2 separate regions of the Homo sapiens genome follow, and region 1 is linked to region 2. The links are chromatin contacts, found by Hi-C in ENCODE. All regions are on one chromosome and are shown on one strand. Each heading gives the region's core, a stretch centred on a gene start or an enhancer-like site at or near the end of the contact. The rest is flanking DNA. Distances are from core to core; before and after follow the strand shown. Region 1 holds the start of SPOPL (speckle type BTB/POZ protein like). Region 2 holds the start of FAM168B (family with sequence similarity 168 member B).

The links. A loop is a pair of places that touch in the nucleus more often than their neighbours do. Pooled maps may share reads with other maps.
Region 1: a loop to region 2 is called in a pooled map, with 14 times the contacts of the local background. The contact joins the promoter of SPOPL here to the promoter of FAM168B in region 2. A Hi-C loop is called at or near these places in 5 of 50 pooled maps.

The regions. Positions count from the first base shown.
Region 1 is chr2:138,498,154-138,504,520 of GRCh38, reverse strand. It overlaps SPOPL (speckle type BTB/POZ protein like), which reads right to left and starts at 2,751. Exons shown (of 11, transcript NM_001001664.3): 1 at 2,402-2,751. SPOPL-DT (SPOPL divergent transcript) reads left to right here and starts at 2,826. Exons shown (of 2, transcript NR_187149.1): 1 at 2,826-3,202; 2 at 3,641-6,367. RefSeq lists silencers at 2,066-2,115, 2,316-2,855.
Region 2 is chr2:131,088,598-131,095,549 of GRCh38, reverse strand. It overlaps FAM168B (family with sequence similarity 168 member B), which reads left to right and starts at 2,090. Exons shown (of 7, transcript NM_001009993.4): 1 at 2,090-2,336. RefSeq lists a silencer at 1,917-2,636.

The sequences.
Region 1 (6,367 bases), core at 1,502-4,001, 7.4 Mb before region 2:
AGTAGATGTTAAATGTCAATTTTATCCCACCCTTTCAAAGTTCTATAAGCTTTAAAAGTCTGATTCTAGGGGAGTTATTTTTCTTCAACCTGCCCTGTTTATATAAATTCATGGCCAAAAATGCAGATATAGACATTAGGAAAGCCAAGAAACTAAATGTTGGAAGGAACTATGTGGAAGCAGTGAGAGATGAAAATCAGGTAGAACCTGGATATACAGGAGAAAGAGCAAAGGTTATTCTAGGTCAGGGAACAGCATTACCAAAAACAGTGTCACCCCCAAGTATGGAACATGTTCCATGGTGGCACAAGAATGATTTTAAACTATAAATGGAAAAACATTTTTATTTTGATAGTTACATATGTACATATTTTTACATGTAATTAGGACAGCAAATAGTGATTTCAAACTTTTACTATTTAAAACAACACAAAAGTAATATCTATTCAGATCTTTTAATGTGAGTCCTTTAAAAATGTAATAAGTAAGCAACAGTGCACAAGAGGTAAGCAAATACGGCAAAAACTGTCAGCATTTTTTAAAGTGAGTAAAATTCTGTAAACACCAAGCCAAGAAGACATGTGAATATGAATGAACATAACACATTAAGAGAAAACGGCCACCAGTCTTCTGAAGGAAGACAAGCCAAAGCTCTATCTCGAGTAGTGATTGAAGATAAAGGTCAGATGAGTATGAAGAATACCACCAGTTTTGAGTATTTAACTTACAGTACTAAAACTTTTATCTGTAAAATCTCATTTTCCAGTATGATGAATCTGTTATACACAGTACTTTCACTTTGTTTATTCTCAAAACAAAGGTAAAATTGTAGAAGTTCCAAATAGACATCTGAAATAAGGACTGACCTATCTGTAGCTTGGTAGTTAGCTGCCTTGAAAATGGTGGGCTAAAACCCTGTAGTTTTCAAATCAGAAGGAATTAATTTATACAATAACAAATTATACATGCTATCTATATCAAAAAAGGTTGTTAAATGTCAAAGAATAAGAAAGTAGCTTTCCATTCCCACCTTCCTGTCTTAGAATTAATCTACCCACAAGCCAGATCAAGTCAAACCAAGAAGTGATGATAGCATTTATCAGATATTTGCCCTGTGCCAGGTACTGTTTTAAGTACTTTACTTGTATTTACTTGTGCAATTACTAGCACCATCCTGTGATGTCATATCATAACCCCATTTTACAGCTGTAAGTATACTGAGGCGAAGAAATATTAAGTAACTTCCCCAAAGCCAAAGCTGGTAGATGGCAGAGCAAGGGTTTACACCCTGGCAACTATATACTAGTCTGAGCTCTAGAGAAGAGTTCTTAACCACTAGGCAACATTTCTCACAAGAATGATGAAATGGTAATTTGAAATATTCCACCAATCTCATCGTGGCAGGAGAGATGTAATTTTTCAAGGTATGAACCTTTTACCTCTGTCAGTTTCTAGTCCAAGAAACAGTGGATTCAATTGCAAGTGGGAAAGTGAGTACCACAATGGGTCAAACTAGGCCCAAGATTATTCAAAAATAGACAAAGCATCAGAAGCCTGGAAAGAATCACTGAATGACAGAGTTCAGTCAGGAAAGAGACAAGCGAAAGTTAGGATAAGCAGATGGTGAATCTTATTTCTACTGGGTTGTGTGACTGCTTTGAGAGAGAAAATGCTACCTTCCCTTTTCTTTTATGTTGAATCAATATACAAATACATTGACTCAAAAAGAATTAGGAAAAAGGAGAGCAGCAGGAATACAAGTGGGCTCTTTGAAGACTTGGACCCCGAACCGCGCGGTTAGCTTGATGTACTCTGGTATAAGTGAGCAAAAATGTATTAGAAAGCAGGTTAAAGAGAGGTTAAAGGCATGACCACCGGACTGGAGGTAGTGAGCGGTCTGCGAAGCTGAGAACTCTGCCTAAAATGGGCTAACAGGGACGAGAGTTTCAAGTGTCTGTATTTGGGATGAGGAGGTATGAAAGTGGACGCTGCGCGGTGGCAGAGCATGCAGTTTCTGCCTTTGGGCAGCACTCAGGTAAAAAGGGGCAGGTGTGGAGGTATACAGGTATAGAGGAGGAGAGAAGCCAGAGGAAAAGAAGGGGCGAGGCCCGGGGGTAAAACTAAAGGGGATCCTGGAAGGTGGAGGCTGGGAAATCAAGGAGGGATTGGGGGCAACCCCGGGGAAAGTGGTGCCGCCGCGCGAGGGAAGGGCGGTCCGGGGGCGTGGGAGGTAGTCCCCAGAGCAGGCCGGAGCTCGCCGCCCGAGCAGGGGTCCGGGACCCAGAGAGCAGAGGGCGCAGTGAGGCGCGAGCAGGAGGCCGCCGGTCTACGGAGAGCCGGGGGAGGGGAGCAAGCGCCTGGGGCTGCCGCGGGGACTGGGGGGAGGGGAAGGGGCGCCTACCTGGACGTGCTGGGCGGCAGCGGTCAGTCCTGGTGGAGACTCCTCTCCCGCTGAGGCGGTGGCCGTGTCCGCCCTGGGAGCCCGAGGCTGCGGTGGTGGCAGCAGGGGTGATGGCGGCAAGTCCCTGTGGCGGCCGCCTCCGCCGAACCGCATCCCTCCTCCCCGACCCGCCCTCCTTCCCTATCTCCCGCTCCTAAACTTCTTCCCCGGGATAAACAAACCCGCCGCCAGGGGCGGCCACCTCCGCCACTCCCGCCCCCGCGCAGCCCCCACCCCCCCGCCGCGGGCCCGTCTGGGCTCCGGCTTCCGAGTTACGACTCCAGCCCCGGCTCCAGCCCGCGAGGGCGCGTGCGCGCGGCGGCGGCGGCGGCGGCTCCTGGGCCCTTGCTCCCTCCTACAGCGCCGGGCACTTCCGGGCGGGCCCGGATTTGCCGCCGCGCTTGGGAAGCCGCCACCGCCGCCGCTGCTGCATGGCACTAGGCTCCCGGCGGGGCAGGTTCCGCAGCCGGCACCGCTCTGGCTAGGCGCACGGAGGCGCCTTGCTTAGTCTGACCCTTATTTGGCCAGGCGTAAAACTTGTCCTGCCTAAAAGCCTACTGAGACCTCCTAACTGGTCTAATCCGCGGGAGACGCCAAAGGCGGCGGCCGTTTGTGCGCACAGGATTTTTCTTGGAGCTGTAGCAGTCTAGGAAGCCAGGGTGGAACTTTTGCTAAGCTCCCGTTGTAAGCCCAGAGCTGTAATAACTGCTGAGACACAACCAGCAGTATACAGGCTCCAGTTGGAAATCGAGAACTTTCCAGGTAGATGAAGTGCCCCATGGAGCAGTTTTCAGGTGGAGGGGATGAGGCTCAGCTGGAAGTCTCAGGCCAGAAGGAGAGGCTGCCGAGGGGCGGCCAGGGATGCCTAGGAAGTGAGCGCAGAAGACCAGGCGGCCTCCTGGGACCGCACGGTGGGAAATAAAGCTGCACCTGCACAAATGTGTGAAGAGAGGATGGGATTGCCTTGTCTCTTCGGACATTTAGTTTAAAAAGGGGGTGACAACTGAACTTTTTATTCCCCACGGCCATGGGACAAAGATACTTAATCGAGCTACCAGGAGTAAACTTCTTTAAAGAAGTTTGGGGGACCAACAATCCCGGCTTTGCCAGAACAGACATGAACGTCATTCAAGGATCCCAACTCTTTTTGCTTTAACTGTGCATACGTCAGCAATTTTTGTTTTGTTTTGTTTTTGACAGGGCTGTCACCCAGGCTGGAGTGCAGTGGTGCCATCACAGCTCACTGCAGCCTCGACCTCCTAGGCTAAAGTGATCCTCCCAACTCAGCCTCCCGTAGCTGGGACTACAGGAATGTGCCACGCCCAGGTAATCTTAATTTTTTGTGGAGACGAGGTCTTGCTATGTGGCCCAAGCAGATCTCGAACTCCTGAGCTCAAGGGATCCTCCCACCTTGGTCTCCCAAAGTGCTGGGATTTGCAGGCGTGAACCACCACACCTGGCCATAAACCAACTTCTCATTGCTTACCTGGCTTTCCAAGAAAAGAGAGAGGGCAGAGGGAAAATATTTATTATTTTGCTATGTACTGAGTATTCTAAGCATGGACTTGTATCGTCTCTGTTCTCTCAACAACCTCTCTAAAACTTCAACGTAGAAATTTCCATCTTAAAATTAAGCGACAAGAACTAGAAATGGCAAGTAATTCATCCAGAGGTTACTGGGATTTGAATACTGGACAGGCAGATCCCCCTCATTTCAAATTAATACTACATTAGCTGTCTTTTTTATTTCTTTTTTCTTTTTGTTTGTTTGAGACAGGATCTCGCTTTGTACGCCAGGCTGGAGTGCAGTGGCGCGATCCTGGGTCACCTCCCAGATTCAAGCAATTCTGTGCCTCAGCCACCAAGTATCTGGGACTACAGGCGTGAGCCCGGCTAATTTTTGTATTTTTAGTAGAAACAGAGTCTCACCATATTGCCCAGGCTGGGCTCAAACTCCTGGCCTCAAGTGATCCTCCCACTTCTGCCTCCCAAAATGCTGGGATTAGCACCTGACCTTACGTTAGCAATCCTGTTGACTTATTTAAGACAAAACGTGCTTTAAGACAAAATCTGTGCCAAAGGTTTTCAGATAAAGATAAAATTAGCAATGTAACCATAAAATTCAAAGTTGCCTTGGGCTGAGTTGGTAGAATGTTTATGCAGATCAAGGAACTCCAAAAGTTAAAAAACAGAAGTGGAAGTGAGCATTAGGGAATGGGGAAAGAGTTGGTGGAGAGAGGAAATATTTGTGTAAACATTTAACCATCTCCAAACACCAGCAAAGAACAGTTGAAACGATTTGCTATACTCACTGTCCACCCGTGTTAACTTTATGGTATGTGACATACAGCAAAAATTACATGTAATTTTTGACTAAGCCTTTTAGCTCTTTCAATCCCTTCGTAGTATGTCACCCCCTCTCTTCCCATAATTAAAAATTATAAGACACCTAGTAAATATAATACACTCATAGAATTAAGTTATAAGTCCATCAAGTACATTTCCAATTGGAAGTTAAGAGTGATGCTGACCCTTCACAGTTGACTGGGCTGAAGTTGGGAACTGATTCAATAAACTTCCACCACAAGGATGTCAAATTGCTCCTCAGGGTATTCTCAGAGAGTCTTTTCCCTAGGCTTGATCTCCTTACCCTAAGTGTTAGGACACACCATTCCTCTCTTGCTTGCAGTATTCAATGACTTTACCCACTAATAAAATGATAGTAAATAGTAAGAGTGAATATGGCTTGTAAGTAATGCTAACAAAACTGTGATGGCTTAGCAAAGTAAAAGATGGTTTTATGGTCAGTAAGTTTGGATTAAAGCTTACTAAAGCTTGATGCTTTGTTACCAGTCTGCTAAAGAACTACCTTCTTAATTTGATTTCCTACTTACTGGATACCTATTGGAAAACTAGAGAGATATGATAGGCTTTCATTTATTGCTGCCGTAAATAAATTTTTAAAATAGAGAAATAACAGCTTTGTCATTAGTGTAGAGCACAGTTTGCCTCTGCTAGGTCAGTATTGGGCTTGCTTCGTTTAAGTCATTAACCATTAGGATCACCCAACTTGTCCTGCCTAAAAGCCTACTGAAAAAACATGCATATAACTTTTGCATATTTATTTTGCTACTTATTGTTGATTTTCTATAGGAAACTATTTATACTCCTCAGTGTATATGGCCAACTTGGAAGTTCTACTTCCTATAATTATGTCAGCAGTTAGTGAAGATGATCAAAACAGCCATTCTGAATTTAATAAACAGATGAGCCTCAGACTCTGGATCTCCATGACCCAACCCTATGAGGCTCTGCCTGAAGAACCAATCAAGCTTCCCACTTTGATATTTTAGTGACTGTAGCATCTTGTTCCTCTTCTAAATTAAACACCACAGATGCTCCCATTTCATGGCTGTGTAGGCACGATGGACTCACCACTGCCTTCCATACCACCACCTGGTTTATACAATAATTTTCCAATTCTAGTTGTCCAAAACGAAGCTATACAAAACTCACAAATCCATTATTGTCTTCCATGTAGAGATAAAAAAGCAAGGAATATGCTTGTTAAAAAGCATGCAATACTTTATGAATCCTCGGTGATGTACTTTTTGGGCTCGCTGCTGCTGGAGATTTTGCTAATGCCCCTACACGTTTTAATGCAGTCCACCAAGCTCTTTGCTAGTAAGCTGGTTTCCACTTTTTTTTTTTCCTTTTTCTTTTTCTTTTCTTTTCTTTTTTTTTTTTAAACAGACAGGATCTCCCTTTGTTGCCCAGGCTGGAGTGCAGTGGTTATTCATAGGCATGATGATGGCTCACTACAGTTTCAAACTCCTGGACTTAAACAATCCTGTCTCAGCCTCCTGAGTAGCTGGGACTTACAGATGCGCACCACCATACCTGGCATCCCACATATTTTTCTAATCA
Region 2 (6,952 bases), core at 841-3,340:
TTTTCATTTCAGTACATACAAAGTTTCCCCATTTCTTTTTCAAGTTATAGGCTATTTCACTGCATGATGAACCAGAGTTTACTCAGTCATTTCCCTAGGTGTGGACACTAGGGTTTGTTTCCAGTATTTTGCTACTATGCACAATGCTGCAATTAATAGGTGTGAACTCATTTTATTTCACACATCTATAAGTATCTCTGTAGGCAAACTCCCAGAAGTGCAGCTGTTGAATGAAACATTGTTTGTGCGTTTATTTTGACACACATCATCAGACGATCCCCTTTCCCATCCAGCAATGTCTGAGAGTGCGAGCTTCCTGGCAGCCTTACCAATAGCATTGTCAATTTTTTGGATGTTTGCCAATCACAGTGAAAACTGCTACCTCAAAGAGTTTTAACTTGCATTTTTCTTTATAGAAGTGAGATTGGATATTTTTCATATGACTAACAGCCAGACTTAGTCCTTTGCTGTGAACTCTCCTTTTTCTATTGGGTGGTAGGGCTTTTTATTGTTGACTTCTGGAAGCTTTTGGAATATTAAAGAGATTAGCTTTGTCTATTACATGTGTTGGGACTATTTCTTCCTTGTTAATCATTTATCTTTTGACTTTGCTTATGGTGCTTTTTGCCGACCAAAGCTTTTCATAGTCATGACTTCTGGATTTCAAGTAATAATGTAGAAAAGCCTTCTTTACTCCAATACTAAAAAGGAATTTCCCCATGTTTTCTTCTTGTCCTTTTATCACATTTATATTTTATTTTTATTTTTTTTTTTGAGACGGAGTCTTCCTCTGTCGCCCAGGCTGGAGTGCAGTGGCCCGATCTCGGCTCACTGCAACCTCCGCCTCCCGGGTTCAAGAGATTCTCCTGCCTCAGCCTCCAGAGCAGCTAAGGTTACAGATGTGCGCCACCACGCGCAGCTAATTTTTGTATTTTTAGTAGAGACGCGGTTTCACTATGTTGGCCAGGCTGGTCTTGAACTCCTGACCTCGTGATCTGCCCGCCTCGGCCTCCTATAAGTGCCGGGATTAAAGGCGTGAGACACCGCGCCCATCTGTTTTTATTTCATAAACGACTGAAAAAAGACCAGAGCCAGGCCTCCTCCCTTCCATCACTAATCTTTATTGCAATAACTCCCTCCTTTGTCGTCCTGTACCTAGCTCAGACCAGACGACACCCCAAACACAAACACCAAGACACGCACCTCTTTAATACGAAATAATAAACATACCTCCCCCAGAGAGACACCCTGAACTAACCAAATCATTGTAACTATACACTAAGCCTTACATAAAAATACTAACATTTGGCCGGGTGCGGTGGCTCACACTTGTAATCCCAGCACTTTGGGAGGCCAACGTGGGTGGATCACCTGAGGTCACGGGTTCGAGACTAGCCTGACCAACATGGTGAAACCCCCGTCTCTACTAACACAAAAATTAGCCAGGTGTGGTGGCGGGCGCCTGGAATCTCAATTACTCAGGAGGCTGAGGCAGGAGAATCGCTTGAACCCGGGAAGCGGAGGTTGCAGTGAGCCAAGATCGCGCCATTGTACTCCAGCCTGGGTGACAAGAGCGAAACTCCGTCTCAAAAAAAAACCAAAAAACCCCCTAACATTCTAGTACACTTCCCTGAACTCTTGTCTATAGAAATGATCCCGCACTTCTACACTTGAAACGCTGACTTGCATTCTCTAAAATCTGCACTCCTGAGCGGGCGCCCGCAGCCTCCGCACTGGCAAAGAATCTGTGAGCTGAGCTCCGCCCCGCTCCGACCCCGTAGTGGCGGTCACCCGGGGTGTGCTCGACTCCCGGGTGCGGCCTGAGGATCCGCGCCCTGGCGTCTGGGCACACACAAAGGTTTCTGCGGCGCGGGACTATCTCAAAATATAAATTAAATACTTTTTTCACAGACAGTTAATAAAAAAACTACAGCTACACCCGGCCCTTTCGCCAACTGGGACCGGCCCACTCCGCGCTCGCGCTCGCGCTCGTCCATCCGGGCGTCTCGAGGGCGCCGGCGGGAGCGAGCACGCTGCGCAGTCACGTGCCCGGCGCGCCCCCGTCGCGGCGCGCTCAGGCGGAAGTGAGGTCGGCGGCTCCGGTGGCTGCGCAGCGTCGGCGGGGAGCGCGGGCTGCGGAGAGGCGGGCCGGGCCAAGCGGAGCCGAGCGAGCGGGAGCGCGGCGTCCGGGAGGCGGCGGAGACGCGGGGCTCGGAGGGTCAGCCTCTTATCGTAGCAGGTCTCCTCGGCACGCCCCCCTTGTTTCGCCCCACGGCCAAGCCCGCCGCGGGCCGGCGTGCGCTGGTCACTGAGGCCCAGGTCGCCGCCGCGGCGCGGTGAGTGGGGGCGGGCAGCGGGCGACTGCGCGTCCAGGCCGGAAGTGCGGCGCTTTGTGCGGCCGGCTCGGGGCGGCGCCAAGGTCGGCCCGCGGCTCGGGGTCGCTGGGCGTCTGGACCGGCCTGGGCTGCGCTTTGTGCCGCGGGCAAGGCCGGGCGGGGGCCGGGGGCGGAGCTCGGCCGGACACGTACGCGTGCAGGTGCGGTCCGGGCGGCGCGGGCCTGCCGCCTAGGTGGCCGAGGTGGCTTCGCGGCGCGGGGCGTTCTCCTAAAGGTCGGGGTCACAGCCGTCAGGAATGCGAGCGTGAAACCCGGGGGCAGAGCTTTGTGACAATAGTCATTTCCAATGTGTAACTGCTCACTTTGTCTACCCACGAAGTAAAGATAATTTTTATTTTTATTTTTTTGCTTGGCGGAATCTGAGCGTTCTCCTTCCAGCTTGAAAAGGCACGATTTAAATTACAGATTTTTAAGATTTCCTTCAGAAAGGACGTTTCGTGGCCTAGCCTGGGTTAACTTTGAAAAAAGAGTGCAGTGCGCCTTTACGACGTCCACAAATAAGGGTATTTCTGTTTTATAGTGTATGTGAACATGAAGTGTGCATCTCATGGGCTGTTTGAGTTAATGTTTAATCATTAAAGTCAAACAAGAATATTTTGCAGTGTTTTCGCATGCAAGGAAGCTTTATAAATAAAAAGGTTTATATAGTTTCCACTCCTTAAACTTTCAGGTCATCCTTGTGTAATTTGAGATCACTTTTCTCAAATACTATGGATGAAAGATTCTAGATTAAATAAAACTTTTTGGTTTTGGCAAAAACAGGACACATTTTTAAGCTCTTGTAGATGAAGGAGTGGGTTATTTTTGCTTTGACAGCCAAGATTTGAGCAGTGTAAGGCTATTCTAATTTTGAAGCTAGTGTTGCAGAAATTGTGAAGATCTTGCTTCTCTTTGTCTTTACAAAGCAGGCTTACTTTGGTGGAGTTCCGTAGTTTAAAGGGAAATTATACCCAAGTTGTCTTAGACAGTTTCTTTTCCTGGATCAATTGAGCACTTTTTTTTTTTTTTTTGAGACGGAGTCTCCCTCTGTTTCCCAGACTGGAGTGCAGTGGCGCCATCTCGGCTCACTGCAAGCTCCGCCTCCCGGATTCACGTCAGTCTTTTGCCTCAGCCTCCCAAGTAGCTGGGACTGCAGGCGCCCGCCACCACGCCTGGCTAATTTTTTTGTATTTGTTTTTTTTTTTTTTTAGTAGAGACGAGGTTTCACCGTGTTAGCCAGGATGGTCCCAATCTCCTGACCTCGTGATCCGCCCGCCTCGACCTTCCAAAGTGCTGGGATTACAGACGTGAGCCACCGCGCCTGGCCGAGCACAATTTTAAAAGAACAGTACACCAGCGTAATAGAGTAATAGTTTTTTCATGCCTTGTGTCCAGTCTGTTAAGTCTGTCTGATTGTACTGTGCAGAAATACATGAATTCCTCCCAGTAAAATGCAAACCCAAACCTTGGTAATGAAGGTAAAGTTTGGGGGAGAGAACTTCTTTTCTTTTTTCTTTTTTTTTTTTGTGAGACGGAGTGTCGCTCTGTCGCCCAGGCTGGAGTGCAATGGCGTGATCTCGGCTCACTGCAACCTCCGCCTCCCGGGCTCAAGGGATTCTCCTGTCTCAGCCTCCCGAGTAGCTGGGATTACAGGCACACACCACTGCGCCCAGCTAATTTTTTGTATTTTTAGTAGAGACGGGGTTTTACCATGTTGCCCAGTCTGGTCTTGAACTCCTGACCTCAGGTGGTCCACCTACGTCGGCCTCCCAAAGTGCTGGAGACACCACCGCGCTCGGCCTATATGCTTTATTTTTTATTTATTCATTTATTTTTTTGAGACAGTTTTGTTCTGTCGCCCAGGCTGGAGTGCAGTGGAGTGATCTCGGCTCACTGCAACCTCCTCCTCCCGGGTTCAAGTGATTCTCCTGCCTCAGCCTCCGGAGTAGCTGAGATTACAGGCACATGCCACCCTGCCCAGGTAATGTTTGTGTTTTTAGTAGAGATGGGGTCTCATCTCACTATGTTGGCCAGGCTGGTCTCGAACTCTTGACCTCAAGTGATCCACCCGCGTTGGCCTCCCAGAGTGCTGGGATTACAGGCGTGAGCCACCGTATCCAGCTTCTTTTTTAAAAATATATTTTTGTCCAGGTGTGGTGGCTCACGCCTGTAATGCCTGCACTTTGGGAGGCTGAGGCTGGCATATCACGAGGTCAGGTGATCAAAACCATCCTGGATAACATGGTGAAACCCCATCTCTACTAAAAATACCAAAATATTAGCCGGGCATGGTGGCAGGCAACTGTAGTCCCAGCCACTGGGGGAGGCTGAGGCAGGAGAATGGTGTGAACCCGGGAGGTGGAGCTTGCAGTGAGCCGAGATTGTGCCACTGCCCTCCAGCCTGGGCAACAAAGCGAGACTCCATCTCAAACAAAAAATTTGTATATATTATACATATATATGTTCATTTTGTAGAGATGGGAGTCTCACTATATCGCCCAGGCTGATCTCAAACTTCTGGGCTCAAGCAGTCCTCCTGCCCCAGCCTCCCAAAGCACTGGTGTTACAGGCACTTGCCACCAAGTCTACAAGCTCTTGTTGATGTTGCCAGACATTACTGAGAATTTCCAATGTTGATTTTTCTGAGTATTGTATCTTGTATATTGGTGTTTCTGAGAGTGAATCTAAACCTCTTAAAATTAGATTTGTTGATATAAAATTTTAAAGGCCTCGTGTTATAGTATTTCATACTTAGTGCTCTGTGTGGAACTTTGTTTAGAGATGGTATGTTTCCAAACCAGGAAACAATAGTATATAGTGATAGGTCTTTCTTTCTTTTTTTTTTTTTTTTTTTTGAGACAAGAGTCTCGCTTTGTCGCCCAGGCTGGAGTGCAGTGGCACGGTCTGGGCTCATTGCAAGCTCAGCCTCCTGGGTTCACGCCATTCTCCAGCCTCAGCCTCCTGAGTAGCTGGGTACAGGCGCCTGCCACCGTGCCTGGATAATTTTTTTTTTTTTTTTTTTTGTATTTTTGGTAGAGACGGGGTTTCACTGTGGTCTCGATCTCCTGACCTCGTGATCCGCCCTCGTCGGCCTCCCGAAGTGCTGGGATTACAGGCGTGAGCCACTGCGCCGGCCTCTTTTTTTGAGATGGAGCGTCCATGTCGCCCAGGCTGGAGTGCAGTGGTATGATCTCGGCTCACTGAAACCTCTGCCTCCTGGGTTCAAGTGATTCTCCTGCCTCGGCCTCCCAAGTAGCTGGGACTACAGGTGTGCACCACCACCGCTGGCTAATTTTTGTATTTTTAGTAGAGACGGGGTTTCACCATGTTGGCCAGGCTGGTCTGGAATTCCTGACCTCGTGATCTGCCCACCTTGGCCTCCCAAAGTGCTGGGATTACAGGCGTGAGCCACCATGCCCAGCCAGGTCTTTCTTTTTTCTTTCTTTTTTTTTTTTTTGAGATGGAGTCTCGCTCTGTTGCCCAGACTGGAGTGCAGTGGCGCCATCTCGGCTCATTGCAAGCTCCGCCTTCCGGGTTCACACCATTCTCCTGCCTCAGCCTCCCCAAGTAGTTGTGAGTGGCTAATTTTCTTTTTGTATTTTTTTTTAGTAGAGACAGGTTTCACCGTGTTAGCCAGGATGGTCTCGATCTCCTGACCTTGTGATCCACCCGCCTTGGCCTCCCAAAGTGCTGGGATTACAGGCGTGAGCCACTGCGCCTGGCCAGGTCTTTCATTTTAAAGATAGAGTTTTCTTCTGATTATGATTTGATTTTCAAGTTAGGAATTTTTGCTGTCATCTTTTTAAAGGTAATCTGACATTTGTCTATTCTAATGCAGGTGTCAAACCACCCATAAGAATTCTGACAGTTGAGTCATTTCAAATGGGAAACTAAAAATGTGGTAAGCTCGGCCCGGTGCAGTGGCTCACGCCTGTAATCCCAGCACTTTGGGAGGCCAAGACTGGCGGATCACCTGAGGTCGGAAGTTCGAGACCAACCTGACCAACGTGGAGAAACCCCGTCTCTACTAAAAATACAAAATTAGCTGGGTGTGGTGGCACATGCCTGTAATCCCAGCTACTCAGGAGGCTGAGACAGGAGAATCGCTTGAACCTGGGAGTCAGAAGTTGCGGTGAGCTGAGATCGCGCCATTGCACTCCAGCCTGGGCAACAAAAGTGAAAACTCTGTCTCAAAAAAAAAAAAAAAAAGTGGTACGCTCTAGATCCAGCCTTGGGTTTGGGTTTCTTAGTCCACAGCAAATTAGACTGGAAAGTTGGTGGTTGCAGGGAGATTTTAGTAGCACTAACATTTCAGGTAGATTGGTGATGGTGTGTTTTTTCTTTAGTTTTGCATTATGCAGAATTGAAAATGCGGCAGTACAGTGCATAACCTTATATGCAACATCTTGATGTAAAGATTATTAGCATTTACATAATTTCTACTTGATGTAGAGATTATTTGCTCTTTTTGTAGAAATATTTTAAAGTATAGATGTATCATTTTCGACTTTATATACTTTATTGTATCTTTACAAATTTATGTAACTATACATAATCACAGTACTGTTACCAGGATT